Regions from separate parts of the Homo sapiens genome. Here region 2 is linked to region 1. The links are chromatin loops, found by intact Hi-C in ENCODE. Cell type or tissue: ascending aorta. All regions are shown on one strand. Each heading gives the region's core, and the rest is flanking DNA. Links, peaks and the distances in the headings are about the cores only. Region 1 holds the start of LINC01423 (long intergenic non-protein coding RNA 1423). Region 2 has its middle 15 kb from the start of KCNJ15.

Region 1 (16,407 bases), core at 3,753-11,752:
CCCAGAAAGCTGTACCCACAGTTCTCCTGTAGCTGCCCTGGGGGAACATAGGCCCCAGTTCAAAAGCACCGATGTATGGCATTAATCTCACTGATTATTCTAGAACCTTCTCTGGCCCACACTTAGAAAAACCACAGGCAGCCAGGGGCTTGAACCTAAGCAACATGCACACAAGTTCAGACCCAACAAAGGGAAGAATTTCCAGGAGAGATTTGTGCATAGGCTCAAGAAGCCTTTTAGAAAATGAACAAACAAAATATCTCATCATAAGTCAGGGACACCTAATATTTTGGATTCTCTGAACACTGATGTAGTCTACAGAGATCCTCCTCAGAAAAAAAAAAAAAAAACCACAAAACATTTCTTAGGTCTGTGTGTCCTTTAGAGATTTCTAGCGACCTGAGACCATCTGTGGGTCCCTAAGAATATAAAGATTCCCACTGAGATCCTTTGTGCAAAGGTCCCTTGTAGAGGGCATATGTTTTCTTTAAATGTTTTGAGCCAACGTCTAAACATTGAGAAAGTTCACACTGTTGTCTGGATCCTGGAGACTTGACAGCTTTGGACCTACATGATCTCATGGCTCCATGGAGGGGAGGAGCTGCCGCTGCCCCTGCAGCTGGGATTCCCTGTCCCCTCTGCCACACCACCCCCATTCCTCCTTCACAGAACCCGCCGGCCCCTGTGGCCGCTGAACTGGTGACTTGTCATGCCATTAGGTCATCGTCGGGGACATCAGGCCCTGACAGTGGCCAAGAGCCATCTGGAGTCCATGCTAGTCATCACGTGCCCCAGCTGACCTTCCACCCAGACCTGCTGCAGGGCTGTGGCTGGAGAAAAGCTGGGTCAAAGAAGCGGAAGAATCTACAGATACATCCAGTACTAGGAGCATTGGTTGCAGTGGAGGAGTTCAATTCCCCATATGGGGAATATTCTCCCCACTCCACTTGGAATGGAGCCATGAGGGTGAGTGGAGAGTCAGAGTCTGCCGCAGCCTTGGGGCAGAAACAGCTTCCCAGACAACATCGGCACCTTCCCTTGGGACGGTGGTGGCTGCAGCAACAAATTAACACAAATAGGGTGACTTAAAACAACAGAAATGTATTGTCTCACAGTTCTAGAGGCCAGCAATCTGAAGTCAAAGGGTCCACAGGGCCATGGCACCCTCTGGAGACTCAAGAGGAGAATCTGCCATTTGCCGCCTCCAGCTTCTGGTCTCTCCAGGCATCCACTGGCTTGCGGCTGTGTCACTCCAATCTCTTCTTTCTGTCTGTGTTTTCTCTTTTGTCTCTTCTGAAGACTCCTGTCATTGGATTTGGGGCCCACCTAATCAATCCAGGATGATCTCATCTGCAGATCCTTCCCTTAATTATATCTGAAAAGATGTTTTTTTTCCAGATGAAGTCACATTCACAGGTACTCGGGATTAGGACTCGGACGTATCTTTTGGGGGTCACCATTCAACCCACTACCCAGCTTCTTAGCCACTGGCATACGTCATAGGCAACAGCAGCCCCTAATAACAAGTATCAGTCATGGTGGTGGCTTTGCCAGTGTTCATGGTAAAAAGTGCCCTCCATGAGCCAGACCTGAGTGGGGAGGAGAATACAGAACCACATCGCAACTTGACTTGGATGCCCTTGGTAATGAGCATGAGAGCCCAACCGGAGGACACCAAGAGGTCTCTGGGAGAGATGGAGGCACATGAAAGAGGTCCTGGAAGAGTCAGTAGGGGCTGAGCCTGATTTTTTTTTAACATGCTGTGACCTATTTGCACCCCAAGGCTGCTGAGGCCTGGGGAAGTGCTTAATTTGCACAGCTGCATCCTCATGAGAGCCCTGGTCTCATCTGAGTCCACCTGCCCATGCCCCAAATCCAAACCAGTGTGTTCCACTCTCATGCTCTGCCAACCAGTATGAGGTGAGCCATCCAACACTCACTGAGCATTTCCCGTGTGAAGTTCCCATGCTGGGGTACCCCTCTCCCTAGAGCTCTAGATGGAGAGACAGAGAGGCATTCTCCAATCACCTGGGAAAAGTCAGTTAGGTGTGGATGCCAGAGGTTTTCATCGTCCTATTCCTGTCCCTTATTTAAAAAGTGAGTGGGCTCTGTGTTCACTGTCCCCTGGTGGGATGCAGTAGAAATAAAGGCAGAAATTGCCCAGCTTTGGTCTTCTGGAAGTCTAAGCCCCTGGGGGATTTCAGAGAATCTACTGAGCTGGCAAAATAAAAGGGCTTAGGGGTATGTATTAGCCCATTATTGCTATAAAGAACTACCTGAAACTGGGTAATTGATTAAGAAAAGAGGTTTAATTGATTCAGTTCTGCAGGCTTAACAGGAAGCATGACTGGGAGGCCTCAAGAAACTTACAATCATGGCGGAAGGTGAAGGGGAAGCACGTTTTACCATAGTGGAGCAGGAGGGAGAGAGAGACAAGGGGAAAGTGCCACACACTTTTAAATGATCAGATCTCATGAGAACTCACTATCACGAGAACAACAAAAGGGGAAGTCCACCCCCCATGAGCCAATCACCTCCCACCAGGTCCCTCTCTCAACACTGGAGATTACAACTCAACATGAGATTTGGATGGGGACACAGAACCAAATCAGATCAGAGTAGAAACAAAAAATACTGGACCAATAAACAGAAGGAACATTTCCCCAGATCAGGCAATTTTCCCCAGGTCAGGGAGATATTCTCCTGGGGTGTGGGGAGGAGACTGGGATAGCTCAGCAAGGTCCCAGGAAGGCGGCAGCTGCCTGGTCCTCTTAGGTACTTGAGAAAGGTATCTTCACCCCAAATGGGGCTTTGAACCTCAGGCCTAATTGCCCCAAGGGCCAGTCAATGGACTGTAATGTATATAGACTGATGATGAGGCCCAATGAGGACCAGAGGATCCACTCCTGCCCCCACCCCACTCAGCAGTTCCACAACCTACATATGTCCCTGAGACCATGATCTGGTCACAGAGTAAGGAAAGTGCCTTGGTTTGCTAGGGCTGCCCCAACAATTCCACAGACTGGGTGGCTTCAACAACAGACTTTTTTTTTTGTAGCACTTCTAGAGGTCAGAAGTCCAAGATCAAGGTGTCACTTGGCTATTTCTGAGGCCTCTCTCCTTGGCTTGTGGATGACTGTCTTCTGCCTGTGTCTTCACATGGGCTTCTCTCTGTGCCTGTCTGTGTCCTAATATCCTCATTACAACACTGATCATATGGATTTAGGGCCCACTCTAATGATCTCATAGTAACTTAATTGCCTCTTTAGTGGTCCTGTCTCCAAATACCATCACATTCGGAGGTACTGGAAGTTAGAACTTCAACAGAAGAATTTTAGGAGTCCGAATTCAGCCCTTTACAAAGAGGAACTTTCAGGAAATGATCCAGCTTGGTGAAGAAATGGTTCTCTTGAAATAAAATTTAAGTAAATAAAAAACACAGATTTCTCTTTTGTACACACCTCGGGATGTGGACTGATTCATGCCTACTGGCCCCCACAGGTGCCTTTTCCCCAGGCAGGAAGGTACAGATCCTGGGAGGGGCATGATTGTGTTTTTGTTTTTTATTTTTTAAAGGAAATCTCCAGGTGATTTTCAGTCCCTCCCACAGAGGCCCACTGCTGTGCCAAGTGGGCACAGGGCAAATCCCAAAGCTCTTGCTCAGTTATAAGACAAATAGTCAGTAGGTGCCTTCTATAGGCGAAGCGTTGTGCAAGGCACCTGGAGGAAAACTAAAGTATGTGGCCTGCCCTTACCTGTTATATACAGCAAGGCGCTCGGTCAAAGCAAAGAAAGCCCAAAGGCATTCCCAAGCTTGGTGCTCCAGACCTCCCTGTGCACTCACATGCCTGCGCTCTTTACTCTCATCCAGGTTCTTTCTCCCTCCCTAGATCTGCTAAGAAGTGTATATGGATGGGTCACCTTTTCCAAAGAAGGGTGGGAACGTCCTCCCATCAAGGGAAACAAGTGTCCTGTGGTGGCAAGGAATAAGGAGAGTGAGGAATATGACTTTGTGGCAAATGCTTTAACTTGGACGTAAGAGCTAAGTCTGGCATTGCTGCAATTGAATGGATACTATTGTCCCAACTTTGCAGAAGACTCTGCGTATCTTACTTTGGGATCCCCTGAAAGTGGACCTTTGGACAAAGATTTTCTATGCAAGCAGTTTCTTGGGCAGGGATCCAGGAAGCACAGTGAGGGAGAGGGGAACAAGTGCTGGGAAGGGGAGGGGATCAGTAGAGGACACGCTAGTCAGTGGGCTACTGCTGCAGGCGCATGGGGCTCAGTCCCAGTGGGGACTCTGAAGCCTAGGGCCATGAGCTCAAGTAAGCATGCATTGGAATAAGGAGAATGCCCAGACCTTGTAGGATTGTTGGTCATAGAGTCTGAATTGACATTGATAGCTGGGGACATACGGGAGCCAGGTAATACATGGAGTCCTGGCCCAGGTCTAGCTTACAGTGGATTTGTTTGACTCATAGACCACTGAGTGGTTGTTTTCCTAATCACTCAATAGAGAGTTGGAATGAAAATGCTTGGTGGTTGTCAAAAGTCTCACATTGGAACCTTGACCTGTAGCATAAGAGTTTTAATACCGGGGAAAGCCAAATAGAAACCCAACCCCTGTCCTTGGTCAAAATAATTTTTAAAAAAACAAAATGCATCCCCAGGAGAACAATGGAGCTTAGTGGTACCAGCAAAAATTTGAAGAAGGCAAGGGTGGTATCATTGCCATATCCCAATTTAATCTGTTAGGGAAGCAGGAGCCCAGGCGAGCCAAAGTGACACCATTTTTAAATCAATTCCATCTTAAAACTGGCAAGGCATATTTCTTGCCAGTCACGACCCATGGTCCTGAGATGTTTACAGCTAAGGAAGCAGCTTAGTGATGCTACAAGGACACACTCCTACAACAACAAAAAGTCCAGATGTCCCAATACTCATATATGTTTCCAAGATAATTATAGTTACGCTTTGATGTACTTACACACTAAAATGTCAAGGATAGTTTTATTTAAATCAATAGAATAATTTTGTCATGCTGTCAGCCCACCCGTATGTGGGCACAACTTGGTTTAGTCTCTACATAGACAAGACCCCTATATAAAAAATTAAACTTAAAATAAAGATGATACATTCCTCTGCTTGCTTCCTGAGGAATGTAATGGAGTAGTTTCTAATAAACTTGCTTCTTTCACTGTGCTCTGTGACTTGCCTTGAATTCTTTCCTGCATGAGATACAAGAATCCTCTTTTGAGATCTGGATTGGGACCCTATTTTCCAGCAACAAATCCATCAGTCTGGCCACTACAGAAATCAGAGGGTCATGGAGATGACAACGGGCTATCACAAACTCAAGCAAGTAGTAGCATCCATTGTAGCAAGTGTGCCATACGTGGCAAAGAGAGATTAACACAGCCTTTAGAACATGGTGTGCACAGGGGTGCTGCCCTTGACCTGGAAATGTGTACTTTGCCCTATGTATCAGCAAAAAAGACCAGAAGTAGTTCCCCTTCATGTAGGACTGATATAGATTTCTCCTGAGGCCTCTTTCCTTGACTTGCAGACAGCCACCTTTTCACTGTTTCCTTACCTGGTCTTTCCTTCGTGTGCACACATCCTTGGTGCATCTCCCCCTCCTTATAAGGACATCAGTCATACTGGATTAGTGTGCTACTCTTATAACCTCATTTAATCTTAATTACCTCTTTAAAGGCCCTATCTTCAAATACGGTCATATTGGAGGTTAAGGCTTCAACCCATGCATTTGAAAGCGGAGGGACAAAATTTAGTCTGTAAGAGGCACCATGGCACAGATAGACAGAATGACTCAGCCAGCTATGATCAGCCATCTCAATTCTGGCACAAGGAGCTCACAGAGTAGCTAAGGTGACAGAGAAGGAGATTCAGGTTGTGCCTGGACCTAACAGCAAGGGCTCCCTCTCATCAAGGCTGATCTAGCTTTGGCTGCTGCTGCATGTCCAACCCATCAGCAGCAGAGGCCAACAATGACACAGAGACCTGTCTAGCCCAAGTGCGTGCCCCCTCCCAGGGGACGAGTGTCGCCAATGACTGGCTTCTGCATGGGTATGTAGGTCCAGCCCCTTTTCTTCAATTTGGGAAAACTCTGATGGATCATTCCGGTTATGGAGCTCCTGTGGAAGCAACTGAGGTCTCAGTCATAGCACCATCACAGGTCAGCTTCTCTCTCTGCCCAGTTCTGCCATCCTCACTCCCTTACATGTGTATCTCCCAAGAACACTCCCCAATAAACGTCAGCACTCAGCTCTCAGAGTCTGCTTTCAAAGGACCTATGATAAGACAGTAACCTTTCTAAAACTGATCTGAGAATGAGCCTGCATTCAGAATATACTTTCCCCACTGTAGAACACTGGTGCCCCTCATCTACTTTAAATATTTCTGTGGCTTATTACCCTAGTTGAAATACACACCTGGCATTCTACAAAAGGAATCGAAGTATTGTCTCAAAAGACTATCTTCATAATTAATCAAGGCCCACTGAGCCATAGGGCCTCCAGCCTTTCCCTAACTGAGGGATACTTCTGCTAATGGTGAAGCTTGGTGTTAAAAATAATGTTTAGACCTGTTTTGTGATATTCTGAATGTAGAACAGCCAAAGCCATTTAGATTAGTGTCATTTGTTCTCATAAATGTGAATAAAATGCTTTGTGGGACTACCAAATTCTTTAAAACACGTTACATAAAATGTGCAGATAATCTTAAGAGATTCCTTTTAGAGTTGGTGTGTTTCATTCAATAAACTTGTTTTATCAAATCACATAACATTTATTTAATTGTCACCAATCATTCTTTTATTTCATCATATAGAGTATTGCATATTTGTCTTATTTATTTTTTTTTTTACCAAGAAATGAACTTTCTAAAACTTATGAAAACATTTGGACGGTAGCTTACAAAAATACACAGTGATAGATAGATTTTTCCTTATTCTCTTAAGGTGTATGTGGAAAATAAAGTACAAAGATCAATGGAGAAACTAATATCCTCCTGCCTGCCCATGTTTTCAAGCAATTAATAAATAAGAGAAAAGAAGAAGCAAAGAGACAACAAAAATATATAATGACATCCCTTCACATGGGGTGGGGGAGAAGCACCACCTCCTCTCCAACAGGATACCCACACCTTCCAGATTATCTGGGTAGACCTCAAATTCCAATACTCTGATCTGCCATCCTCAGAAGATCACGTAGGACTGTCAGATACCTTGTTCTCTTTGGGGAAAGGGTATAGAACACAGAGTCCCAGTAATCACACACCTTCTTACCCAGCCTACAATGGCTTCAGAGCACAGAGGCTGCAGTGCCCTTGGCTTCCTGACCAGGCGCTCCTGGTTGGCCTTCCCCCAGCACTTCCCAGCAGACCTGGTTCCTGGTAGTGACGCCTTTGCTTTTCTTCCAGGTCTATTTTTGTCCAGAGTCGCCAATTCCCCACCACAAGTCTCCGTTCTTTTCCCCCAAGGACCTTCATTGGTTTCCCTAAAGGGGTTTTCCCTTGCCCAATCCTGGTGCCTTTGAGTCACAGCCGGCATCCTTGCCAGGGGGCCACCAGCCCATTCTGCTAGCTGACCAACAATCCTGTTTTTGGGTCTAAGGAAAAGTGTCTCATGTGATCATCAGAGCTTGAGCCAGAGGACATATATGGGCAGGGCTTAGACCAAGGGCCAAAGGCAACAGGCCCCAAGTGAGGGCAGAGATGTGAAGTCATAGATAGTCACTGCTGCTCCAGGCACCCACCTGGGAGAGCCTGCATTGCCCCATGAGTGACCAAGTGGTCCCATTCCTCTGGATATAGCAAAATTAAGAACCTTAGCCATGAAGAGGTCAGGAGGCTTAAAGGGACATTTCTGAAGTTGGGGCCTTTGCACTTGAAGTTATCCAAGTAGTTGAGCATTAGACGTCTTCCTCTTAAACCTTGTACGCTCTCCACCAAAAGGTTTGAAGCCTGGTAAAACTCTTGAAAAAATGCACACCATTGTGGTAGCCATGTCTTCAATTAGCCCCTATCCATAGAGCAACATTTTAGCTCAGTGACTGCAAAGACACCCTCTCTTCTTATTTTATCCCTAATGCTTAGGTTGCTGCTGGCTAATACTTAGTATTAAATAATTTATTTAATACTAAGAAGAATTAAATAAATATTGATGGCATGAATGATCATTCTGACTTGAAAGGGCATTTATTGAACTTTTTAGTCCACCAAACACCATAAGCCCTTGATTTTTATTTCTTCTGCTCTAATTTCTCAGAGCTTGTAGATATTTCCTAGCAGGTCATCGTTGCCACCTGGGCAAGACAGGAAGGCTACCCTCATCCCACTCACTTGTTCTCCTTTTGATCATATACTCTCATGTTCGCCAATGCATCAAATTGGTGACCTTCTTCTAATCACAGACAAGTACAATAAGATTGGAAGGTGTCATGTTTTGGCAGGTGAACCTGTTTCTATAAGGATCCTGAAAAGACCAAGGTATATTTATTACCCTCAGTTTCTTTCCTTGACTTGCTCTTTGCACTCTGATGGGCCAGCCTTGGAATATCTCCAAGAGCAGCTGTTGGCAGGTCTTTCACCCCAGGAAAAAATTATCAGCTCTGTATTACTCAAGTTGTCTCTAAAGATGTTGGTCATTAGCCACTTCACTCTCTCTCGCCTGCTTGTGAAATATGGGTTGGATTCCTTCTGACATGTTACATCCCCAGTTGATCTCCTAAAGCAAATAGGAATTTATGGAGACATTCAACCCAGGAGTTTATGACCTGGCTGGGAGGGAAAATCTCCTGCACAAACATCTTCTCTAATTTTTTTGTATCTTTCCCATCTCAACATTCCCACTTCCCAAAGACTCTAATGAAACAGAAGCACAGTTTTTGATTGAGCACCCAGTCTGTCTACTATAATACTCTCTGGATCCCTTGTTACCAATATATTTATAATCCTATTTCTAACTAAGGAGTTTAGTTATAAGCTAAACTCCAGCATTTCCTCAGGAGGTGCTGGCCTCATAAATGTCCTGCAAGCAAGGAAAGTAGATCTTCCAGGAATGGCAGGAATCACGAGAAGACTGAAGGGTCAGCTCTTTAATTGGACCACCTCAATCGTTTGGGCTGTTAAACAATATTTTTGCTCAGTCTTTCCCACATTATAGTAATTAAATAGTTCCTTCCACATCCTCAACAAAGTCAAACACAGCAGCTTCACTGGGTGAAAAAGACCACTCTTGATTTGGGTGAAAAATGTTCTTTCCCACCCGTGAGGAAGGCCAAGCAGCGAATCCTCCCACTGCTGAGATTAGAGCAGTTATTTCTGCTAACACTGCCATCCCTTCTCTCTCCAGAACACTTTCTCTGTTATCAAGTTGAGCAAAGCAAGGAAAAAGTAAGCTGGTCAAATGTTTACTTGGTTGGTGAGCGTTGATAAAATGTTGGCCTCTGTGTGGTTCTGGATGAGACATGCACCCCCTGACCCAGCCAGCCCTGGGCTACAATGAGAACGAAGGAGCAGGTGATAGCTCTTAAACAACCAGCCAGTCCCAGGTTTTCAGCCCAGTGTTTGTTCACTTATCCCAGACGCTTGACTCACGAGGGACCGTGTTTATACTGGCTCTGTCCCAGGGTCACTTTGGTTGAGTGGTATCCATTGGTGTGGCTCCTACAGCAAAAGACCAAGTCCTGATGCCAAGAGAGATTAGGAGTTTGCAACGGGAAAGAAGAGGAATAAACAAAAAAGAGTGGCTCCAAGTCAAGTAAGTTGCTGAGCTGACTTGAGCTTGTTTCTACTTGTGGGAAACTAAAATCAATCTCTGGTCTGGTTGAAATAATCTTCAGACTGTCTGAACACCATAGTTGGTGGCACAGATTTACAGACATCTCAGCAGATTGGAGTGCAGAAGAGCAGAGAGTAAGTGGGTTATGAGCCAGCTTAAAGCTTCACTCAATGGAAACTGGAGCCCCGTCTTTCCAGAGAGGCAAAAAATGAATAATAATAATTGTGATGACGATGATGATGATGAGACATTAAATAAACCTCCTTGGAGCTTTTTGCTGACTTCTTCTGCTGGTGCCTGCACTTTCTGCCTCCCTAGAGGTTCCAACAAACCTTCTGACTCTAAAAGGAAACCCTTCTGAGACCAAAAGGATAGCCAATTATCTCAAGTTTTACAGCATAAATAATCTAATTGGATACTAAGAGGAGTCCAGATATTTGCACAAAAATTAAACCGTCACACAGAAGGGTGTTATACCCCTGCCTGGCCTCCTTCTTCCTAAAAGCCTGGAGAGTGAACAGACTTGAGTGTTGAACGACCCCCATTTCCTCCTGCTCTACCATGAGTGGGCACCATGGCCTCAGGCATGGGACCAACCTCTCCATATCCTCTCAGTTTGAGGAGGGAGGTGCTATCCACTGTGCCTCCCTTGATAGGAGAAATCAAGCATGCATTGAAGCCCTTGACAAAGAAAAAATTGCTGAACAGAAGCAAGGTCTGCAGGACATGGGTCCTATTGCTGCTGGGCATTTTGCAAGGATAAATATTACATAGTCACTCAGTTTGGTAGGAAGTTTGCTCACAAGAATTGGAACTGGAGGGGCTGGAAAATAAAAACTCCAATGGAAAAGGCTAAATTCCTTTTATCTTCATTCTTTATTGTTAACTACTTAAGCCACATAATCCCCTCAGTGTCAGGTATCCCAGGCCAAGAATCCTATATACCCAGGCACATCGCCACCCCTGCACCACCAGGCCACATAATACTAGAAATTCATTCAGAAAAACTCTTTCCAGATTGATTAATTGGTGATTGAATAAGTGAGGGAAGGAATAGGGGAAAGGGCAGAATCAGAAAATGAGAAGCGAACGCAGGAAGACAAAATTAGCGTGGCAGGTACAATGGCACCTGCCCAGATCCCCTCTCTATGGACAGATGGCCGCAGCTGCCAGGAGGGCCATTATACCCTTCAGAAGTGGCTGCAGTTGCAGAGAGATGCCTGACTAGGGCATCCCACAACTGACAGATCCAGGCAGGTGTATAAAGGTACCACTGGGTCATTTTAACCCAATGCTGAACAATGCTGCTAAGCCATTTTAGCTCCTGAGCTTCCCTGGCATCCGCTGAGGCTGTCTCCTCTGCATCACTGCTCAGCTCCCACCTCTGTCCACTCAAACTTTTCTTGTCCTCACTTCCACTGGTGTCGATCTCAAGGGCACCAAATATCCTATCCCTTAAAATCCATTAACAAATATCCTATCCCTTAAAATGCATCTCAGAATCTGCCTCCAGAGAACACGACTGTGACCACTAGGAAATGTAGCCAATGGAAATTCTCAAAGACTAAGAGGAGAATGAAGAAGGCAGGGGACACACTCATCTTCTTTGTGCTGTCATTGCCATTCCTTGTCTGGGTGTCTGCTTCAGCAAGGCACTGGAGCACAGTGACAAAGAAACATGTGTTAGGTTCCTGGGACCTCTTTCTCACCTTAGTTTTGTCACTCACGAGCTGTGTGGTCATGGATAAGTCAATGTCTCAGGGCCTCTTTTTGCAAGTTAAGAAACAAGGACAATAATGATCCTACCTGACATTTGAGTCATCATGAGGATCTCCTACGACCGTGGATGCCAGTGTGCACGGGAGATGGTAACACCCCATCTGCTAGTGACATTTCCCCCTTCTCCAGCCAAAGCTTGGAAAGACAGCAGGACCTTGAAAATGGCAGCCAGAAAGGCAGCCATTTCCACCCTGAGCTTCAATCCCCAGGCTGAGGAAGTCCTTGCAGGGAGGAGTTAGCTGCTAGAAGTCATGGGAGAGGGGAGGGTACTATCTCATTAAACTCTCACCCATAGATCATATTGAACACCTGCTACCTATGTGTTAAACTCCAGGCCAGTCCACACACATAGGGAGATGGAAATTAACTAAACCTGCAAACAAATAAAAACCTCCCACAGGGAATAAGCCAAGTAACAGGAGTTACAGAAGGCCTCCCTGAGGAAGTCACACTTGAAATGAGAACTGAATGACGAGAAGGAGGTATGTCGACAAAGGAGGAAGGGAAGGTGATTGCAATCTGAGATGAATATGAGTCCCAAGAAGTCCTCATGGTCAGGGGAGCAGAGAGCAGAAGGCCTGGAACACGAGGGTGAAGCTGGGAGAAGTTGGGAGGCAAGAGCTGAAAACGGGCTGGGGAGAGGATGAGGGCCAAGTTGAGCAAGTCCTGGCAGGTCAAAGACTATTAGCTTTATCCTGAATACAACGGGGAGTTGTGGAAGGGCCTTAAGCAGCAGGCAGATGGTTATACCAGCTGCAGAGGGAAGGATGGATGGCAGGGAGGTCAGAGTGGGTAGCATTAACAACCATGAGCATTGGTTGATTTACTACGTGCTTGACACAGTTCTAAGTGTTTAAATGAAGCACAGGCACCCAATAAAATAGGTACTATTGGCCGGGTGCAGTGGCTCACGCTTGTAATCCCAGCACTTTGGGAGGCCAAGGTGGGTGGATTGCCTGAGGTCAGGAGTTCAAGACCAGCCTGGCCAATATGGTGAAACCCTGTCTCTACTAAAATACAAAAATTAGCCAGGCATGGTGGCTGGCGCCTGTAATCCCAGCTACTCAGGAGGCGTAGGAAGGAGAATCACTTGAACCTGGGAGGCAGAGGTTGCAGTGAGTCGAGATAGTGCCATTGAACTCCAGCCTGGGTGACAGAGTGGGAGTCTGTCTCAAAAAAAAAAAGGTACTATTAAGATCCCCATTTTAAAGATGAAGACATGAAAATACACAGAGAACAAACAAACATGATGCCAACCAAGCTGTCTGGCTGCAAAGCCATACAGGTAACTACACAATACTACATGGTGGGTAGACCAGATGGACAGCTATTTTAGTAATCCAAATTTGAGTGACAGCAGTGGAATTGGAAAGAAGTGGATGGATTTTCAAGCGTGTAGGAGATCAAAAGAAAAGTCAGAACTCAGTTACACTTTGGCCACAGGGATGTGGGGAGATGGTTTTTGGGAGAGTGATGGGGTGGCAGTGAGAGACACTGAGATATAGGGGTCCAGAAGAAAACCAGGGTTGCAGTATCAGGACGGACAGGAGGTCGGGGACAGCATGAGTCCACTGGGACTTGCAGAGATTTGAGATGTCCCGGTGACATATTTCGTAGTGTTGTATTCTTTTAAGGATACCTGGTTTTATCCTCCTACAATATTCTGGCTCTTTCTGTTTGACTACGATCCATCTGGAATAGTCACCTGTTTAATATAATCTGGCTCCTGTGCACACAGGAAAGGAGCCACTGTCTCCCTTAAAGTCCCCTTCCAGAAGCAAGAGTGTCCTCACCCCTCCTCAGCCCAGCACATCCTCATGCGAAATCATCACGGGAAGCAGGACAGTCCCTGCTATGCAAGGAGAGGGCAGTTGAGCATGAGGGCTGGTTAAGAGAAGAGATTTCTGAGCCCGACTCCAAGCCCTACGATTTATGAGTTGTGAGATTATGTCTTTGCCCAATTTATTAATCTGTCTAAACCTCAGTTTTTCTATCTGTAAAATATGGTTCTTGAGAGGCTGCAATGAGATGATATACCTAAGAGAAAGCCCAGAGCCTGGCAGGCAATAGCCAAGCGATGGTAGCAGTTATTATCCCTAGTGGAAATCGCAGCACATGAACACTCTTGGATTGTTGTTTGTTTCACAGCTCGAGTCTCTGGAACTGGAGGAATCCCTTCCAGTTACCTCCTGTTCTTGCTTTTCGGATGCCGGGGGCCTCTCTTGCCAGAACAGCGGTCATGAGCCATGAGGGCAGTTTCTACACATCTTCCTAGACAGGATGGCTTGGCTTATGATCTGGAAGATGTTTTGCCACTGTTCAGCCACAAGAATGGTTGTCATTTGCTCCGTTGCTTGTAAAGGAAGGCTCGTCTATGGCATTTGGTTAGTGAGAGCAGCAGTTTAGAGAATAAGGAAAGAAGTTTGTTTGAAGAGAGTCTCAGAAAGTGAAAGGTAACTGTTTTACACAGATGATGGATGAAGCGACTCCTTTTGCAATAAGCCCTTATCTTTCCTTAAAGCTTGTTCCAAGGGGGAAAGCCTATCACCTGGCCTACTGTGATTCTTGGAGTCTCCTCTGGCAAAAGAGGTGGCAGTTGTGGCTTGCCTCCATTTCGTTTTCTCTGCTGAGACCTCCAGAAAGTCAACCTGCCTCAGAAGGTGCAGGTCCCATGGGTTGTGGCCCCTCACGGGATGGTTACAAGGCAGGCAACTGAGTCACACATTTCGTTGCTTCCCAGGACACTGGAGACTTCTCACCTTGAGGGTGGGAGAGGTCTGACGGTTTGAAGGAAAGAGGGATTCCTACATACTGCAGGTCTTGGTAGGGAAAATGTCTTTGTTTATGAAGCCTTGGCGAGCACAATCATGAGTGATTTGGGGAAGGATTTCCTGGGGAATGGAGACTCTGTGAAACAGACAGGTCTCGCCTCATTTCTCTCTAGTCCCTGGCAGCAGCTGCTCACAGGAAAGAGTGCAGGGTCTTTGCTAAGATTCACTGAGGTTCCAGCACTGCATAGAAACAAGTAGCTAAGTGTCCCAGTAATTGTCACCATCTGTACCTAAGAGAAAGGAAAACCTCACGTGTGACCATCTTTTTTTTTAAGCAATCATTTCTTGAGAGAATAAAGCAGAAAAACCTGAACTTATCCTTTTGCTTGTACTAGGAGAAAGAGAAAACGCAACAAAACACACACACCTGACCCCTAGCTAACCTTTCTCAGGATGGGGATGGGAGGGTCCTGTCTGGAATCTCAGAAGTTGGGGCTTCCTAAGGCACCCCTACACCCCCGTTTCCTGGAATCTGCTAAAAGAAAATGGAAAACTAGCCGAGATATTTGACTGAGGTTTCTTAAGAAAACATATTCTCGGTTTGGGTTGTTTTCTGAGGGGAGGGTTGGAGCGATGTGGTTTAAGTAAGAAAATTGCTCATGAACAGTGATGGAAATAGTGACTCTCTTGACTGTTCCACATGTCTCTGGCTATAGTTACAGGAAGCAAAGTGGAACAGTGTTTGCGAATTACCTGGGGAACACGGGCAGAGTGGACAACTGATCTAAAAGGCTGGAGCCAAGAAAACATCACTGCATCAGTGATCTGGGTAATTCCATGGCTGGAGCATGTGTTTAGTTACTTAAGTGGAAGGTGGGGACGATCTTATTTCGGGAGCCTGGCTAGACTCCAAGATGAAATAAGATAACCTACTTCATCTAATTTGTTGCCCACACTCCCTAGAGACTAACGCATCTCAGGTCTCTCTGACGTCTATCCTAGTGAATCTCAAAAGATTTATTTTCATACTCTTTTAATAAGGTCAGTCAACCAAAATCTAAACTACTTGACTTGACTTTGAAAATGGTTTTAGAATCACAGTTCATAGTATAAGAGCACAAACAGTTTCCATTATCTTTGAATAAATCCAATAAATAATATTCACAAATTCTAAGACACAGACAATTTTAGTTGTTTGACCAACAGAATCAGTTTTTCTCCGGTGTATCTTTGTGGTTAGCCTTTATGATGTCACGTTTCTGCTACCAACTATCTATTCAGGGAAAGATAAACAGAGGGCAAACAATATTTGTTTATACCTTTTGGGCTAAAGACACAAAAATTCTGCTTAATTGCCTTCATCAATCAGTAGAAGATCCTAAATTCCTGGGGATCATGGAGCTCAAATGGTTAGGGTGGGCCATGTGTACACAGTCATTCATTCAATAATTCATTCACTCTCTCAGCCAGTCAATAAGTGTTGCACATCTGCAAAGTGCCCGGCACTGGGCTAGGCTCTGGGCATTTCAAGATGAATAAGACCCCACTTCTGAATGACGCAAAGAGCTTTCCAGCTACACAGTGGCATTTGTAATGTCACAGGCAGTCCAAGGAGGGAGTGGTTACTTCACAGAAGTCACTAGAGAAAAAGAGTATTTATGCAGGGCCTACAAGGATGGGAAAGATTTTGGCAGGGAGAAGCAGAGGGCTAAGGAGCTCTAGAAAGATGAGTTTCCAAGTATAAGCAAACTGAGGAAGCTGGAAATGAGGAAAATGGGGTGGTCAGCATGGCTGAAGCTTGGGAAATGCGGAGCGGAGTGGTGGCAAGTAAGCCACTGACAAATTGCCGAGTTTCTTCAGAAGTAACGAGTGGGGCTTTTCTCTGTAGTAGCTGGGAACCAAAGAAAATGTGTGCGTGGAGGCAGAGGCAGTCAGGGATCTGATCGGAAAGTTCAGTGTGCTGTCAGGTGAGGAATGCATTACACAGGTGGGTTGGAAATACTGGGATAGGAGGCAAGAGATACAGACTTGAGCAAATGCCTGAGAGGGAAGCAG
Region 2 (16,407 bases), core at 3,718-11,717, 100 kb before region 1:
TAATCCATTCACATTGCATAATTATTACTGTGATTGGATATATGTCTGCCATTTTACTCTTTGCTTTCTATATGTCTCATATCACATTTTGTTCCTCTGTTCCACCTTTATTACTTTCTTTTGTATTAAATTAATGTTTGAAGTATAATATTTTAATTTTTAGTGATTTTTAGTATATTTTTAGCTGTTTTCTTAGTGGTTGCCCTAGGGCTGTGTAGACTGACTAAGAAAAAAGAGAGAAGACTCAAATTATTAAAATCAAGAATTAAAGAGGGAATATCATCACTAATTTTACAGAAATAAAAATTATTATAAGGGAATAGTATGAACAGTTTATATATTAACTTATCAGAATGATGTGTACTACCTTAATGCAAGTAAAATATAGACACTTTACTCTTACATAGCTCTATTCTCTCTTCCTCTTTTTTAATATTGTTATTATACATATTACCTATATATATGTAACGAACCTAAAAATATATTGTTATAATTATTACTTTATATAGTTTTATGTCTTTTAAAGAAGCTGAGAGAAGAAAGGAGAGAAATACGTATTTGTAGAATTTCTTTCATTAATCTTCTTATTTATCCTTTCTGAGTCTCTTCATTTATTTCCTGTGCATTCAGGTTACCAACAGTTGTCAGCTTCCTCCAACACAGCTCCACTCCCTTTCACCTCCTTTGGGCTCTTTTTGATAAATATGTTAGATTTTATCTTTGTTATAAGCCCTAGATTATATTTTGAGTGAAAGGTCTACACCAAGCTTGTCCAACCTGCGGCCTGGGGACCACATGTAGCCCAGGATGGCTTTGAATGTGGCCCAACACAAATTCATAAACTTTCTTAAGACATTGAGGGTTTCTTTTTTTCTCATGAGCTATTTTTAGTGTTAGTGTATTTTATGTGGCCCAAGACAATTCTTCTTCTTCCAATGTGGCCTAGGGAAGCCAAAAGATTGGACACCCTTGTGTCCAATTATTCTACACAATATAGAAAAATGATTACTTACTGCAGCCCTGGGTTCCTGGCCGACTAAAGAGAAACACCCAATAGAAACAACTTCCTTCTAGCAAGAATTAACAATGGTAATTAAGAGACTTTGTAACTTTGTGATCTGTTCAAAAGACTGCCCAAGGCTAAGCCTAAAGGAACTTTCCAAGTTATTAACGAGAGTTTCACAACTCTGGAGCCTTTTATGAACAGGACAGCAATGCACTGAAACTATCACAACTGCTTCAATGTCTGATATTCCTATGGTTATAGAGAACCAACATGAATATTGCAGTTAGAATTACTAGAGAGCTCTTTTTCTTATATAAACACTTCAACAAATATGAGTTTATGCATAAAGACATCTTTTTTCAGAAGCTGAATAATGAGCAAATCCTTTTTTACAATGTTTTATATTTTTGAATTTTAAAATTTGTTCAGCATCCCGAGTCAGACAAGTAAGAATGAAATCAAACGCAAATCTGGCAACAGAGATGTTTTGTGACTCATGAGTAAGCCATTCAGGTACAGACAATACCTGTCAGGCAGGTTGGGTGTGTTGCTAGATCACTTTCTCCATGCTCAAACACAGATATGATGTCTCGACACCCACATAAGGTATTTCATGCTAAAATCAAGAAATACTGGGAGTTCCACTGAGACCTTAACTTTCAGGAAAAATAAAATCAGTGTACTCATTGAAGAGTAGCTATAATCACTCTTTGGACACAGAAACGTTGCACTCTTTTTTGAAGGTTCTTTCTTGAAGCAGACGTTTCTTTCCATTTCTTTTTTTGTCAGAAAATCATTTCACAAACTGCTTTGAGATTTAACTAAATTTCTTATTTTTTTTTTTTTAAAGTTGAGCTGGGACTGGGCATGGTGGCTCACTCCTGTGATCCCAGCACTTTGGGAGGCCGAGGTTGGTGGATCAAATGAGGTCAGGAGTTTCAGACCAGCCTGGCCAACATGGTGAATCCTCGTCTCTACTAAACATACGAAAATTAGCTGGGCGTCGTGGCACGCGCCTGTAATCCCAGCTACTCAGGAGGCTGAGTCAGGAGAATGGCTTGAACCTGGGAGGTGGAGGTTGCAGTGAGCCAAAGTCGTGCCACTGCACTCCAGCCCAGGCAACAGAGCAAGACTTCATCTCAAGCAAAAAAACAAACAAAAAAAGTTGAGCTGGAATTTGAGCTTATTTATTATTCCTTGAAAATCAAGTGTAGATACCCTCGATTGCTACCATAGGGAGTGCCACAGCAAGAGCTCAGTGAGTATAATTTGTCCTCCTGTTTTTTTCTTTGTTTTGATTGCACATTTACTCTATCAATAATATGAATGTTTCAAATTTTGTCTTTGAAATGTGGACTAGCAAAATTACTAAGATACTGAGTACTTAAAGTTACTTATAAAATACCGCTTAAAGATATCAACATCTGTTCATCTGTAAAGCACTCTAGAAGTTGTTTGCAATTTTTACTGACAACTAAGTGAAATATAAAGATAAAACATTTGGATCTTTGATGAGCTTCAATTAGAAATGTTTTTTTCCAGAATATATCATTTTTCTAATGATAAATGGTTTAGATTGTGTTAATATTTCTGTTCCACAATTGTATTATTTCCTTTTGCCCATAGACTTTTTATTCATGCATTTCTTCAAAAAATAAATATTATATTGTTTCATCCCAATGCTTATATGGAGGCCCAGGAGGCTCTGCATCCCAACCCCTCTGTTTTCTGTCTTACCTGCCAGGTCAGGATGAGAAATGCCATTGGGCTTATTGAGGCAGGGATGGTGAGTCTAGCTTTCAGTTTCCTGTACCTGGCTGACATGATTTTCTTCACCGTCACTTGCTCTGGCTGGTATTTGTATCCATATAGAAAAATATAAACATAACAAAAGCTTTGGACAAATGAAATCAAATTCTAATTCTATTAGAAGGCACCTGATGTCATTCTCTTAATGACTTTTTAGAGTATTACTGCACAAATACCCTCCACCAGGGGGTAGGGGAGGAAGCCTGTATTCTCCTCTGTCTGCATATCTAGTACTTTGCTAGTGGCTGACTTGGTGCTCCATAAACATGCCGTTTCTTCCTGACACTTTCATTTTCTTAAGCCCATTAACAGCATGAGATAGACACATATGGGTGGATTCCCAAGTCAGATGCTTTGTTCTGAAACTATCTTTAAAATCTACTGTAGACTGATTTTCAGACCATTTTCCAGTGATGGAAACAGGCTCTCCCTGTGAATTTATGCAGCCTTGTTTCCCCTAACGTTTCACCCAAAATGAGGTTAGCCCTGGAAATTCCAGTGTCCCTTAGCTACAGGGGCCCTCCACTGAGAATGGCTTACTCCTATGTGTGGTACAAGTATTATGTTTGTTGCCTGTTCACATCCCAGGAAAAATACTGATTTCTGCTCCTGAAGTCATAAAAGATTATTCAATCATAAGCCTTATGTTTGGGATTATCTTCAACTATAAGCGGCTGCACACATTCAGCTTGTTCTTCCTGACTGAAGGGTCCAGAAGCAGACAGTCTATGGGTGGGAGGGTAACTCACAATGTCACCAGGGACCCAGTTCCTTTTCATTTCTACTCAGTCATCCTTGGCACAGGCGTGGTACTCTGTGTTACAAGAGGGCTGTTTGGTCCACCAGCAGCAAGAGGAAGGGAAAGGGGCAATGGGCAAAGATGACATGTCTATTGGCAAACTCTTCTAAAGAGATTTCCCAGAGGCAGGACGAACTTCTCACCCAAAATTTGGTTCAGATGTTGAGACTGATGATACCATATATGAATCCACTAAGAAAGTATGGAAAGGTTTATTGCTTACATAATGATCCAAAAATAGCTTTAGAATCCAGAGAAGAGAGACTGGCTTGGCGTTTATTGTGGGTAGAGATGAGGCTGGGGTGAAGGCTTTTGCACAGGGGTAGAGGCTTGTGGGGTTTAAATTTCCCACCAATTCCAAAGGAGGGAGCACCTGGGCCTTCTTTTCAGCTTCCTGGATATGGAACAAAAGGAGAAGAGGGAGTAATGAGATTTGAATGCAGCCAGACATCAGAAATGTAGTCAGACTCTTTATTGCACTGTCTCAATACCCTTCTCCTGGCATCTTACAGCAGGCTGAGAAATGTGGTGTTTTAGTGGCCACAATGGAGGGCTGTTAGCACAGGAGTGCAGGATGGAGGTGAGCGGGGGGGCAGGCAGCAGACTCTGCCAGCCCAGCCATCTCGTCTTTCCTGCTGACCTCCATTCAAAGATGAAAAGTGACCTTGGCTGTCCACAAGGATCAATGGTGTTGAGGTACCTGGCTCACTTTTGTTACATAACCAAGTCCAGTGAACTACAGTAATGTAGCCTTTTCCAAAGCTTGAAGGAGCAAGAGGAAAACCATGAGAAGGAAGAAGAGAGCTACCCTTTGGGACACAGCAGGGCCCAGTGAGTGTGTTCAGCTATAAATATGGGCATCCTAAAGATCCATCGCAATGGTATGTCCTTCTGTTAATTGCAAAGACAAAGGGAACACACAAGCTAAAAACAACAACAAGAACAACAGTAACAATAACGATAGAAAGCAAAACAGCCTAATTCTGTCCTCTAGGCTGGAGACTGTAATTTTTTCCCCACCGTAGGATACTGTTAAGTTTATTCTAGGGTGAGTGGGTGCCCAAGGGAGGCAGTGAGTATGGCTGAAGTCACCTGGTGGCAGGGTGCTCAGGGATGGCCACAAGTTCTACACGGCCCTGCAGGACCTGAGTCTTTAGTCAGTTGGGAAGCTCTACCTTCTGCCCCAGCCCAAGAGGGTTGGGGCAGTCACGGATGTAGCAGTTTTCGTAATTCACAGGGATCCATGATGAGCATTGAGCAGGCTTGATTCTCACACACATACGCAGTGGCCTGGTCTTCCTGCCTTCGGAGGGTACTCAGGAAAGGCAGCCAGTGGGACAGGAAACTCGAGGGGTCCCCATCAGCCAGAATCAGCACCATGTTAGGAATGTAGACAGGGTGGACGCACTGCACCAGAACTTTGGTGTCCTTGGCCTGGCGGTCTCCACAGATGGTGATCTGCCTGAGGGTCTGCTGCTGGGCTGAGAGGGCACGGACCATCTCCGGCAATGCCACCGGGACATGGTGCATGTGCTGGGAGAAGGCAGTCACTAGGCACACACACTTGTCCATCCAGTCCTTGTGACTCGTGAAGCTGTGCAACCAGAGCGGGTTGTGGGCTGACACGGAATTGGCGCTGGGCTCTGGAGACTGTAATGTTTTAAACTCTAGGAGGAATGTCCTCTGAAAGATTGTTCAGAAGAGGAAGTTGTTTTCCCCACTGGAAGGAAAAGAGGGGAGAAGAGTCAGAATGATTAGATAAAAGTGCTTTCCAATATGTTATTGTCCAGAGCGTGGTGTAGAAAAACAAAAGTATAGTAAAAAATGATTCTCCCTTTCAGTTCTCTCTTTAACCTTTCTCTCTCTCTCACATTTTTGTACTCAGATGTTGCTCCCTGCTTAAAAATAATTCTGCAGTTGAAAAGCAAGTCACTTGGGAAGATCTGCAAGTTAAAGCCCTACCAATAGTTTTCAAATATGACAATAAATGTCTGGGTGGTGATGAAGGGTGACTTGCAGAAGCACCATTTTCCATTGAGAAGGTGGTTATTGGCTTGCTATTAGAGGAGGAAGAAAAGATCTATGTTTATGGTGCTGATGGAGAAGCATTCAGAACTAGCTGCTTTTGTGTTTAATATTTCAGTGAGGCAGGTGTCCCTAAAGGCATGTTGACACTTACCTCTAAGGATTCAACCAGAAATCTCTTTGATTTGACATTTATTTTACAACTTTGATGTTTGTGACCACTGCTCAGTTCCCACAGGTTGCTGTTTGACCACGACAAGGTCACAAAGCCACGAAGCCATAAAATATGTTCAATTCAATAGCTAGTTATGGCTCTCGGCTCAGGGACCCCACCTCCCCAAAAACTAGCAGTCTAGAGGACTCCCTTGGCAGAGAATCTGAGCACATGCGTTCTGCGAAGCCTCTTCTGGGGTCCTGATTTATTTTTATTTTTTCACTTTCTCCCCTTTATTCTCTTGATGAGCTTCAAAAAAAAATTCCATTGCAGCTGGCAAGGCCGAAAAGGTACTTAATTTCAACCACATTTTTGGTACCCTAGGAAAACTAATTAGAAATAATATACAGAGAACAAGGTATGGCATAGATGCACAAGATCTTTGCAGGCCAGTGAGCAAACCAAAGATACGAGAAATCGTAGGTCTGCCAACCTTATCTTAAAGTAAAAAATTGAGTTACAAACAAAATACAAGTGCCACCACTCCTAGTGTGGAGAAGTCAGCTTGGGCCCATATCCCAACTTTAAGTAAAGTAGAAAACATTTATTTTATGTCTGCTTTGCCGTGACTGCCCTACAGTGGAAACAGGACATTTTTGCCATGAATTTATCATTTGATGCAGATGTTTGGCTCAAGTTTCCTGATCTTGTCAGCAAAGTTGACGTTAAAACATTAGAACAAGAATTGTGGTTTATTTACGTTTTCTTACAAGGTGTAAATTTGCATATATGAGCTTTGTTTTTATTGCAGCCTCTTAGCCTCTAGTTTTGGAGTGTATGCCCTATTTTTTCTCCATGAATAGTTTGATAGTTGTACTTAAATTTATGGGTTCTTTCTACCTCTTTCTACCTTTATTTCTCCAAGTACCAGCACATTTTATTACAGTGATTGCTGCTTTCCTGTTATTTTTTTAATGGCCATCAAGAAATATAGACTCCCATCGTAGCATTGCAGGTGGCTAACCCCATCTTGACCTCTAGACTTTTCTAAGTCTGCAAAGAATAAAAACAAGGAGGAATTTGCAAAGTTCATCAAGTCTAGACCTTCCTTAGAGGCCTAATGATTATATTTGAAGCCACTCTGGCCAGTTTTCCTGATTGGAAATGGTTAAAAAGTAGCTAGGAAGTTCTGAAAAAGCAAAAGTGGTTAAGATAACAAGTTAAGCATTAGCAAGGAAGTTTTTCTTCAGTTCAAGTATTAATACATGGTCTGGGCTTTAGGAGTAATTTTACACCAGTTGTCTGTTTTCCTTTCAGAGGTGGATGGAAAGTTGTTCTCAAAATGCATCTGAGTTGTTGAATATCCATTATGTTACAGGGAAGCCATTCCTTCTTCCAAAACAGTTTTAATTTTTATGGAGTCTAAGTTAAAACAGGAACATTTATTTTCTTATGGGTAAAGTTCCTGGAATGCTCTATTACATGGATTTAGTACATTTTTTGACCAAATAACACTTGACCAAACATTATTTTCAAAATTGATCTCTCTTTAAAAAACAAAAAGATTTAAAAATATGGTTCCTTTTGCTGATGAGCATCATACTTTGGCATTTAGTCTGTAAAACCTTGGCATTTAGTCTGTCTTCCTGGAGCTCAGTTTCTTGAAATGCACATCTCGCATTCAGGGCTTTCATACTCAACAGGTGGTACCAGCCACTGGTGTTCTGCTTATAATAAAAATGATACATGTGTATTAATATTGCTCTTGAAGTTAATAAACACACCCAAATCTGGTTAATTTGTTCAAATTATTGACAGATTCTCTGTGATTTACCAGGATTAATGAGTATGCAAATACAAGGAAGAATGCCCAGGATAGAGAACATCATGGAACATATTGTACTTTATTGTAAAATAAAAATAGCCCTGGACAGCCCATGGAATGCGTTCTAACAGCATAATCAGTTCTTTACTGTGGTTTTCCTGCCAGGCGGGGAGCCCTGTGTCACACAGGGTGGGTGCCAAGTGTCTGGTTTGCGCTTTGGTAAGATTTTTCTTTTTCTTCCTGATAATTTTCAGGTTTGCAGTTTCTCCAAGTGCAAAACATCCAAGCCACCCTCCCTCTGCAGTGGAGTATTGATTTTGTTCTAGATTTCTCAGCAAAGGTTGGGATATTAGAGTTCAAAACACAAGTGGGCAGGGTGAGCCCACAGTCTCTGTGACGGGGCCTGCTGGACACTCCCAGTCTGCCGGCGAATGGCAGAGGCCTGGGACAGCACGGTGGAATTTTCATCTCGTGCAAATGAACTTGGCCTCTTAGATCCAGGTCCTCTGCTACCAACAGTGAATTTGTTACAGTGTGAAATGCTGAGGCAACTACCTAAATAAATCTGGGCAAAATATACTATCGAAGCAATCTGGGATTTCCACCCTTCATGAATTATCTCACATTTTAGTCTAAATTGTTTAAGAATGACTTGCTCACGGCTGGGCATGGAGGCTCATGCCTGTAATCATAGCACTTTGGGAGGCCAAGGAGGGCGGATTGCTTGAGCTCAGGAGTTTGAGACCAGTCTGGGCAACATGGTGAAACCCCGTCTCTACTAAAATACAAAAAAAATTAGCTGGACATTGTGATGGGCACCTGTAATCCCAGCTACTTGGAAGACTGAGGCAGGAGAATCGCTTGAACCAGGGAGGTGGAAGTTGCAGTGAGCCAAGATTATGCCACTGCCCTTCAGCCTGGGTGACAGAGCAAGACTCCATCTAAAAAAAAAAAAAAAAAAAAAATGGCTTTCTCCCTTGCTCCCTTTTTGCCCTCTGTCCACATGGTCCCAGAGTCGGTGTTTGAAAAGCGGCTTTCCACTGTCCAGAGAGGATTATTCTTAACAGGCTGATGATCCTGGAGCCCACGGCCACACTTCTGGGCTCTAGTCACCTCTAATCCACGTTGTGATAATTGGTCATTTTGTTTTGTGCAGGCAAGACTTGGATGTGCAATTTTCATACCATCTCTTGATTGTTTACCCAAACAGAAAATGTAACCAGGGAACCAGCAATATGGTAGTTATGCACTTCCCAAATCAACTTGAAGTTGATCCTAAATGCACGCTGTTTCCACTGCTGCTTCTCTGATGCAGGTTCTGCCCCAGTGATAGTGAGCTGGGGTTACTGTGAACCAAGATTGCACACGGGGCTATATGTGGAAACTCCGACCCCATGGTGCCTGCCACACACTCACACACATACTCTTTGAGACCCAACCAAACCAGCACTCAGAGGCAAAGAGTTTAAAGAGGTGGGGCTTTATCCAACATTGGAACCATTTTAAATTCCCCAAGTAGCTCCATTTCAAGTTCTTCAGATGGCCTATGAAGATCGATAGGACGTCTTTCCCTAAGCCCTTGCCCTCGTGCCTCTCCTGACACACGCCCAGCATCTCTCTTCTGGAGGCCTTCCCTGCTAAAGCTCTTTCTGTGCAACTTCTTGGCTGACTCCTCCATCCCCAGGAGGCTCTATCTAACAGCAGCCTCATCAGGGACACCTTCCCCTCCTGCCACCTGCTCTGTGTTCCCCCAGCCCACATCTTCATTACACAAACTATTTGTATGCTCACTTATAAGCTTAAGGGAAAGAGACAGTAAGCTCGTCTGGGTAGGAAGTCTGTTTTGTTTACTGCAGTCTCCATATCCTATGGAAGGGTGCCGGGCCCACTGTAGATGCTAAATTAAAACCTGGTAAATGTTGAACAAATAAAATGATTAAATCAAATGGTGTAGTATGCAAGGAAGAAACAAAGATAGGGATTCAAGCCCTGCCTCTCTACCTGGCTGTGTGACTTCAGCTCAGTTATTGAACTTCTCTTGCTTTTAATCTTCTTATCATTATAATTACTGAGATTTGGGCCACGTTTTTAGAAAGTTAAGATTTTGTGTGGCTTTTTGAGCTTTGACACTTTAAAATTGTTTATCTTCTTTTCTGATTTTTTTTTTCCTGCTGGGCTGTAATTTTCTTAAGGGCAGGATTATTAAAGATGCATCTGTTTATTTCCTGAAATTCACAGGACAACACTTACACTCAGGTGCTCAATAATCATTTGTTGGAAATAACCTGTTTTGTTTTTTCCCCAGAAAGCCTGTTTCAAAAGGTGTATTTTATAGTATTTGATCTGCTAGATCGAGGGTTGGCAAACTTTTTCTGAAAGAAGTCCAGGCAGTAAATATTTTGAGTTTCGCGGCCATACTTTTTGAGATGGAGTATCACCCAGGCTGGAATGCAGTGGCGTGATCTCGGCTCACTGCAACCCCCACCTCCCAGGTTCAAGCTATTCTCCTGCCTCAGCCTCCCAAGTAGCTGGGATTACAGGAGCCTGCCACCATGCCCTGCTAATTTTTGTATTTTTAGTAAAGACGGGGTTTTGTCATGTTGGCCAGGCTGGTCTCGAGCTCCTGACCTCAGGTGATCTGCCCGCCTCGGCCTTCCAAAGTGCTGGGATTATAGGCGTGAGCCACCATGCCCAGCCTATATTTCTTTATCACAACTCTGCAACTCTGCCATTTTAGCCTGAAAACAGCCATAAACAATTTGTGAACAAATGGGCATGGCTGTCTTGAAATGAAACTTTATTTGCAAAAAACAAATGACAGGCTGCATTTGACCTGGGAGCTATAGTTTGCTGGCCCAGCACTAGACGGTTATTGTCATAAAATAACCATTTTCTAAAAACGAACTCTTTGTTTCCACTGTGTTTCTGAGTAAGTTACATGAGATCATTTAAGTTTCATTTCTATTGTTGGCCATTTGTTATATGAATAAAGATTTGCTAAGTGACCCTCAAGCTTGGGTCTTTATTTCATTTTTAGATTATATAAGGCTTGACCCACTTAAGAAATGTAACCGTCTTTTTATTTCTCCTATTAATTTTTTTTTTGTCTTTGTGACTATCTTGTTTATACAAACTGAACCTGAGACAAAGCCGCTAGTGACTGCTTTTTGTGGTTAAACTGGTTTCGAACCCACCAAAGTCTAGAAGAGGGAAAGAAAGAATTGTACCAGATTTGATGTGTTTTGTGTAACGTAAGCCAGATTGTACCTCCTTCTCTCTCTCCCAGGTCTGTATACAACTTAGGACCAAGAGGTGGACTTTGGTGTCTTAGTTCAAGCTCTAAAAATACCAGGGAAGCAGGGACCACGACACATCCCAGGCTTGGTGCAGAAACCTGACCTGAATTGGACCTTAAGATCAGAATATAGATCTATTGTCTTTCCTCACCTGGCTGTTACCAAACTAACTTCCGCATCTCCTGGGAGTGCTTTCTATTTCATCCAGGCAGTGCCCTTATCTGATCTGGAGTGGGTTTATCTCTGGGAGAGCTATTGAAGTGCCTGACAGGAGAGGACACTAAGAGTACCTCCAGTCTCCAACTGCCTCCTCCGGCAGAACTGAGCAAGTCCTAACCATGCCAAAAACATCATTATCTCTGGTTCCATCTTAGTCCCTGCACACCCTAGGATTCAAGGACTCAAGTAAGTTGGGGAGGGGAACATCTTTTCACCCCTGGAAAACCTTGTCTCCTCCCAAGCCCTGGGAGGGGAGAACTGCTGCTAATGAGATGCTGGTAGTTAGTCTTGTAATTTTTACAGTATTATCTGCAGAATGAATGACTACCAGCAGGTACTCTGAATCTCTTTTCTTTCTAATAAGATGTAATCAACGAACCAGATTGTGGCCTTGGAGCTGACCAAAGGATCAGCTAAAGGAATTGGACACATCCTGAGCTAGTTAACACATGGGTATTGTCGGTCTAAGATGCTCTTTAGGGGCTAGTGACTCATTCATGATGTGCAGGAAATGGCACAGACACCTCCATGACCACAGAAGGTTTCTACAGGCGCCGTCATCACAGGGTCTACAAACAGAAGGAAGTCAGAGAGAGAGGCTCAGGGGAAGGCAAGGCGGGGCTGGAGACCTGGATTCTACGTCGGAGTTTACCGCATCCTGGTTCTATTCCCAAAGTCCTCTCTGTGTGGCCATATGCCTGATTCTCAGCCTGGCTTCATTCCAGTCATCTCAGGATCTTACAAACAACATTGATGTCCAGGCCCCACCCCAGACCAATGAAATCAGAATCTCTTGGACATTAAAAAAAAAAATGAGTGATTCTTTCTGGGTGATTCTAATATGTGGTCAGGGTTGAGGCCACTGCTTTACTTCATTACATCATGACACTAAAAATACTACTGGAAAGAAAAAAGGAGGGCTACCATCTGCCTTCCAATCTCTTCAGCTGGGAACCTCTTCATAAGACTGTATCTGAAACCAGGATACGAGATCCTTATAAGTAATTCCATTTATAATAACAAAGAAAGAAAAGAAAGAAAGAAAGAGAGAGAGAGAAAGAAAGAAAGGAGGGAAGGAAGGAGAGAGGAAGGAAGGGAAGGGAAAGAGAGACAGAGAAAGGAAAGAAGAAAGAAAGAAGGAAAGGGAAGAAAGAAAGAAGGAAAGGAAAGAAAGAAAGAGAGAGAAAGAGAAAGGAAGGAAGGAGAAAGAGAATGAAAGGTGTTTACAGCTGGAAATCAAACAGAACTTTGCCTGACACATGTTCATTTTTGGCCATTTTTGCCTTTTTTGTGGTGTGAACCATTAGTTCAGCCCAGTTAACCCTGAGACCACCCACAAAGACTGAATTCAGAGGTGGCTGTCCAGTACAGTGATTCAAGGTGAGGCCTGTGAAGTGAGATCAAGATTTGAATTTCTGCTTCTCAGTTCACCAACTATTTGACCTTGGGCAAGTGACTTAATTCAAGACTTAGTTTTATCATTTATAAAGTAAGAAGAATAATACCTGTCTTACATACTCTGATTTGTTGATATGATAGTCAATATGCTATAAGAATAAATTAATAATTAAATGACACGGTAGACATAAGGCATTTAAATCTAATTCCTGATCCACAGCAAACCTTCAACAAATAGCAGCTGTTATCATCAGAGCTAAAACGAATCATGTATCTAGGCTAGGGTCTGGTTTCTTTGCTGTTTTGGATAATGGCTTAGGAATAAGAATAATGCCCACTGAAGAAGTCTTGATTTTTCTTAAAGCTCTAAGCTCACTAGAGTTTTTTGCGTGTTGCCAATTTCAATCAGATCCAGGAGTATTGGTTACTGTTGGCCTATATGATGAAGATTAACTTTTGGAAGAATCTTTCTGTGGAATGCAGGCCAAAAGAATTCTGAGGCTGCTTTTGATTTGCTTTGAGTTCGTTGCAGCTAATGTGAAGGATGCAAATATTTCTATATTCCCTACTATCTGCTTGGGGTCTTCAAGAGATGAGTTACAGTGACCTGGAGGTAACATTTTAAAAATGCTAGTTAAGATTAGTGTTAAAAACACAGACAAAGTCTGAATCTCTCCAATGCTTGATTTTAATTTTTAAAAAAGAGGAACATATTACAAAGGAAGCAGAATTTCAACATAATCTTTAGATGGTAAATTATGTTTTACATTAGTCTGCATTATTACCACAATACTTGCACCTGGCTGGTATGAGGAGTGTGTGTGTGGGTTAAAGGGAGCTGTTATTTACCTGCTTATCTATCAGACTGGTAATACCAATCTCACTCTGCAAATTTAACATCAGGGATTTACTGTTCATAATAGAATAAATGCATATTGAGAACCACACTTGAACTTAGCCCTTCTGACAGGAAACTTTCAAAGTTAGAAGTTACACTGAGCTTGAATTTTAAGAGAGAGGAAAAGTCATTTAATAAAACTAAAAAATGAAGGATGGATGGATGGATGGATGCATAGGTAGATGGATGGATGCATAAGTGGATGGATGGATGGATGGGTGAATGGATGGATGGATGGATGGATGGATGGATGGATGGATGGATGCATGGATGGATGGATGGATGGATGGATGCATGGATGGATGGATGGATGGATGCATGGATGTATAGGTATATGGATGGATGGACAGATGGATGGATGGATGCATAGGTAGATGGATGGATGGATAAATGGATTGATGGATGGATGGATGGATGGATGGATAAATGGATGTATGGCTAAATGGATAGATGGATAGATGCATAGGTGGATGGATGGATCGATGGGTAAATGGATGGATGGATAGATGCATAGGTGGATGGATGGATGGATGGATGGATGGATGAATGGATGTATGGATAAACGGATGGATAGATGGATAAATGGATGGTTGGATAGATGCATAGGTGGATGGATGTATGGATGAATGGATGTATGGATAAACGGATGGATAGATGGATAAATGGATGGTTGGATAGATGCATAGGTGGATGGATGGATGGATGGATGGATGGATGGATGGATGGATGGATGGAAAGATGCATGCATGCATAGGTAGATAAATGGATGAATGGATATGTAGGTAGATGGATGGATTGATTGAATAAAATGCTGAAGTTAATAGAATCCTCTGTTACTCTGTATGCCCATATGTTCTTCATGGCCACATGTAAGGTTAGCCTTATGATGAAAGATTGGCATCAGTATTGTCATTTTTATTTCAGCTTGTGCCTAGGTTACATGTTCTCATATGTTCCCCATAAACATTCACATGGTCCAGTGTGCAACTATGAAAGAAGCTTCCCATCACCTGTGCCTCCCAATCTCACCCCACTCACTGCAATCTGAGGAAGAAATCCAACACCAAACAAACACTAGAAAGCACCTTGCTGGCGTGGGCTTCCTGTTAACTAAACTAAAATTCCATCTCTAGGACTCAGTGAACTGACAAGTGTTATTGCTTCCAAACTTGGGCTATGTTCACTCCATCCAGGTGCATTTCTACAATTCAAGTAAACATTTTCACTGTAAACTTATTGCTAGTAAGAGCACACCACATCACAAGGAACAGCAAATAGCAGACATATCTTTGCGCCTTCACACAGCAGCACAGAAATTATATCTGGTACTTGATTCAGTGTCAGGTGGTATAAGCACTTCATCAACAAATGAAGAACAGAAGGGGTAACTGAGCAGCGACAAATATTTCGTTAAGTTCTGTAACCAAGATAAGAGATAGATTCTCACACTTGATTGCTGGGAATACACACATCCTATAAAAGCCAAGAAAGTTAGAAAGTTAACTAAGTGGCACAAACTTTATAGCTTATCAGTACAATGCAAGGCACTTCAGGAAAACTGGCATGATAAAGCTTGGTTTCCTAGGAACAAGCTAATTAAATTATATTTATTCAAGTAATCTAAACTATTTAACTATTCAAGTGGTTGGACAATAAAAGAACTAGAATAAGACTCAGAAAAGCCTAGTACCTACATTGCTCTCCCTGGGAGGTGCAGCAGCACTTTGAGGGCATGCAAATTGTTTAAGATATTTTAAGGCAGCTCAGGATCTCTGCATACATTCTAGTGAAAACAGCAGATCTTGAAGGAACTGGAGTGCACGGCTTCTGTGTCCCACAATTCAAACATGAGAGGAGATGAGAACTCCTGTATTATAAGATGGCTTTGCACATGATTGTTCCTAGAGGTGAGTTTTCAGGCAAAACAGAGGGAGCTCCCTGTCTGAGTGCAACCAGCAGGAAGAGGACCTTGATGCTGGCCACCTTTGCCCCTCACCATGGAGCTGCATTCCCTGATGTCTTCTGACAGAACACACGTGGTGCAGGACAATTCCCATGCCTTCCCTTCTCCAAACTGCATAAGGACCCTGGGAGGTAAACTGTTTTTCTCAGTTCACTAGTGCAAAACCATCTCAGATAAGTCAATCCGCTTGCCTCAGATCATTGAGTTAGTAAGTAGCAGCTCTAGAATTTGAATCTATAGCTAAGACCAAACCTACATTTCTCCCTTGCACCCCCAATGGACTTTACTCCTTGCCAGAAAGAAAGAATATAACCATTTAGTGTCCCAAGGCAAGAATTACAGCTTCGGTTCAATTTTGCTGTTGGTGTCCACACTGTAAAATGAGATTTGACTGGCAAGATAAGACATACCACTGAGCAATTTGAAAAACAAAACATAATGACTTTTGCCCAAGAGATTGCAATGATTGTTTAAATTGATAACCCAAGTACTTTTTCTGATGTGCGTACTAGGTGATATATGTTATTTACTGATTGATAAATGGTAAGGCTGCACCTTTAGAATTACTGCTGCCTACTAAGTACACACAGATTTCAGAAGGGAAGTAAGCAGAGGTGAGTTTTCAGTCATAACTCAACTATCACTCTGAGTTAGGGTGACCACAATGGCAAACCAAAGCCAGTGGAACAGAATGGATGACAGATAGGAAATATTCTCCAGCATGTGATCAGGAATAAATGCATGGAGGTGAAACAACTCCAGGAATTTTTCTTAATGAAGAAGTAAAGAAAACACAGTCACTGCATGTCTAGTCTGTATAGGTGTGGTCAAACACCAAGGAAACTAAAGACTGTATGTTTGACTTTAATTTCAGAAGCCTGACTTTGGCTCAGTCATAATTCTCTAGCTTTTATTCTTCAGGTCAGACAGTCAAGGAGAAGAAAAATAAGAAAAACCAGTACCCTATTATTAGGCATTCTTTATCATCTCTTTTTCAGCTGGAGTCTCCATCATC

The links. Hi-C counts contacts between places; a loop is a spot of excess contacts. Peaks named below come from ENCODE experiments on the same cell type or tissue, not always from the same donor. Only the 100,000 strongest peaks of a DNase experiment are listed, where the experiment ranks them.
Region 2: it touches region 1 in a loop (6-fold over the local background); 10 of 110 quality-filtered maps call a loop at or near these places.

Annotation. Positions count from the first base shown.
Region 1 is chr21:38,334,287-38,350,693 of GRCh38, forward strand. It overlaps LINC01423 (long intergenic non-protein coding RNA 1423), which reads right to left and starts at 11,790. Exons shown (of 6, transcript NR_110545.1): 1 at 11,609-11,790. RefSeq lists an enhancer at 720-889. In ascending aorta, for the core only: a CTCF peak has its summit at 7,345; DNase peaks (open chromatin) are centred at 6,035, 7,565 and 9,605; H3K27ac peaks cover 6,956 bases.
Region 2 is chr21:38,233,407-38,249,813 of GRCh38, forward strand. It overlaps a transcript of KCNJ15 not described here and the pseudogene SPATA20P1. Among named protein-coding and RNA genes, the nearest start is that of KCNJ15, 15 kb to the right of the region's middle. RefSeq lists enhancers at 11,719-11,798, 11,879-11,928. In ascending aorta, for the core only: no CTCF peak of the experiment used is centred there; DNase peaks (open chromatin) are centred at 7,795, 8,035 and 11,691; H3K4me3 peaks cover 322 bases; H3K27ac peaks cover 5,786 bases.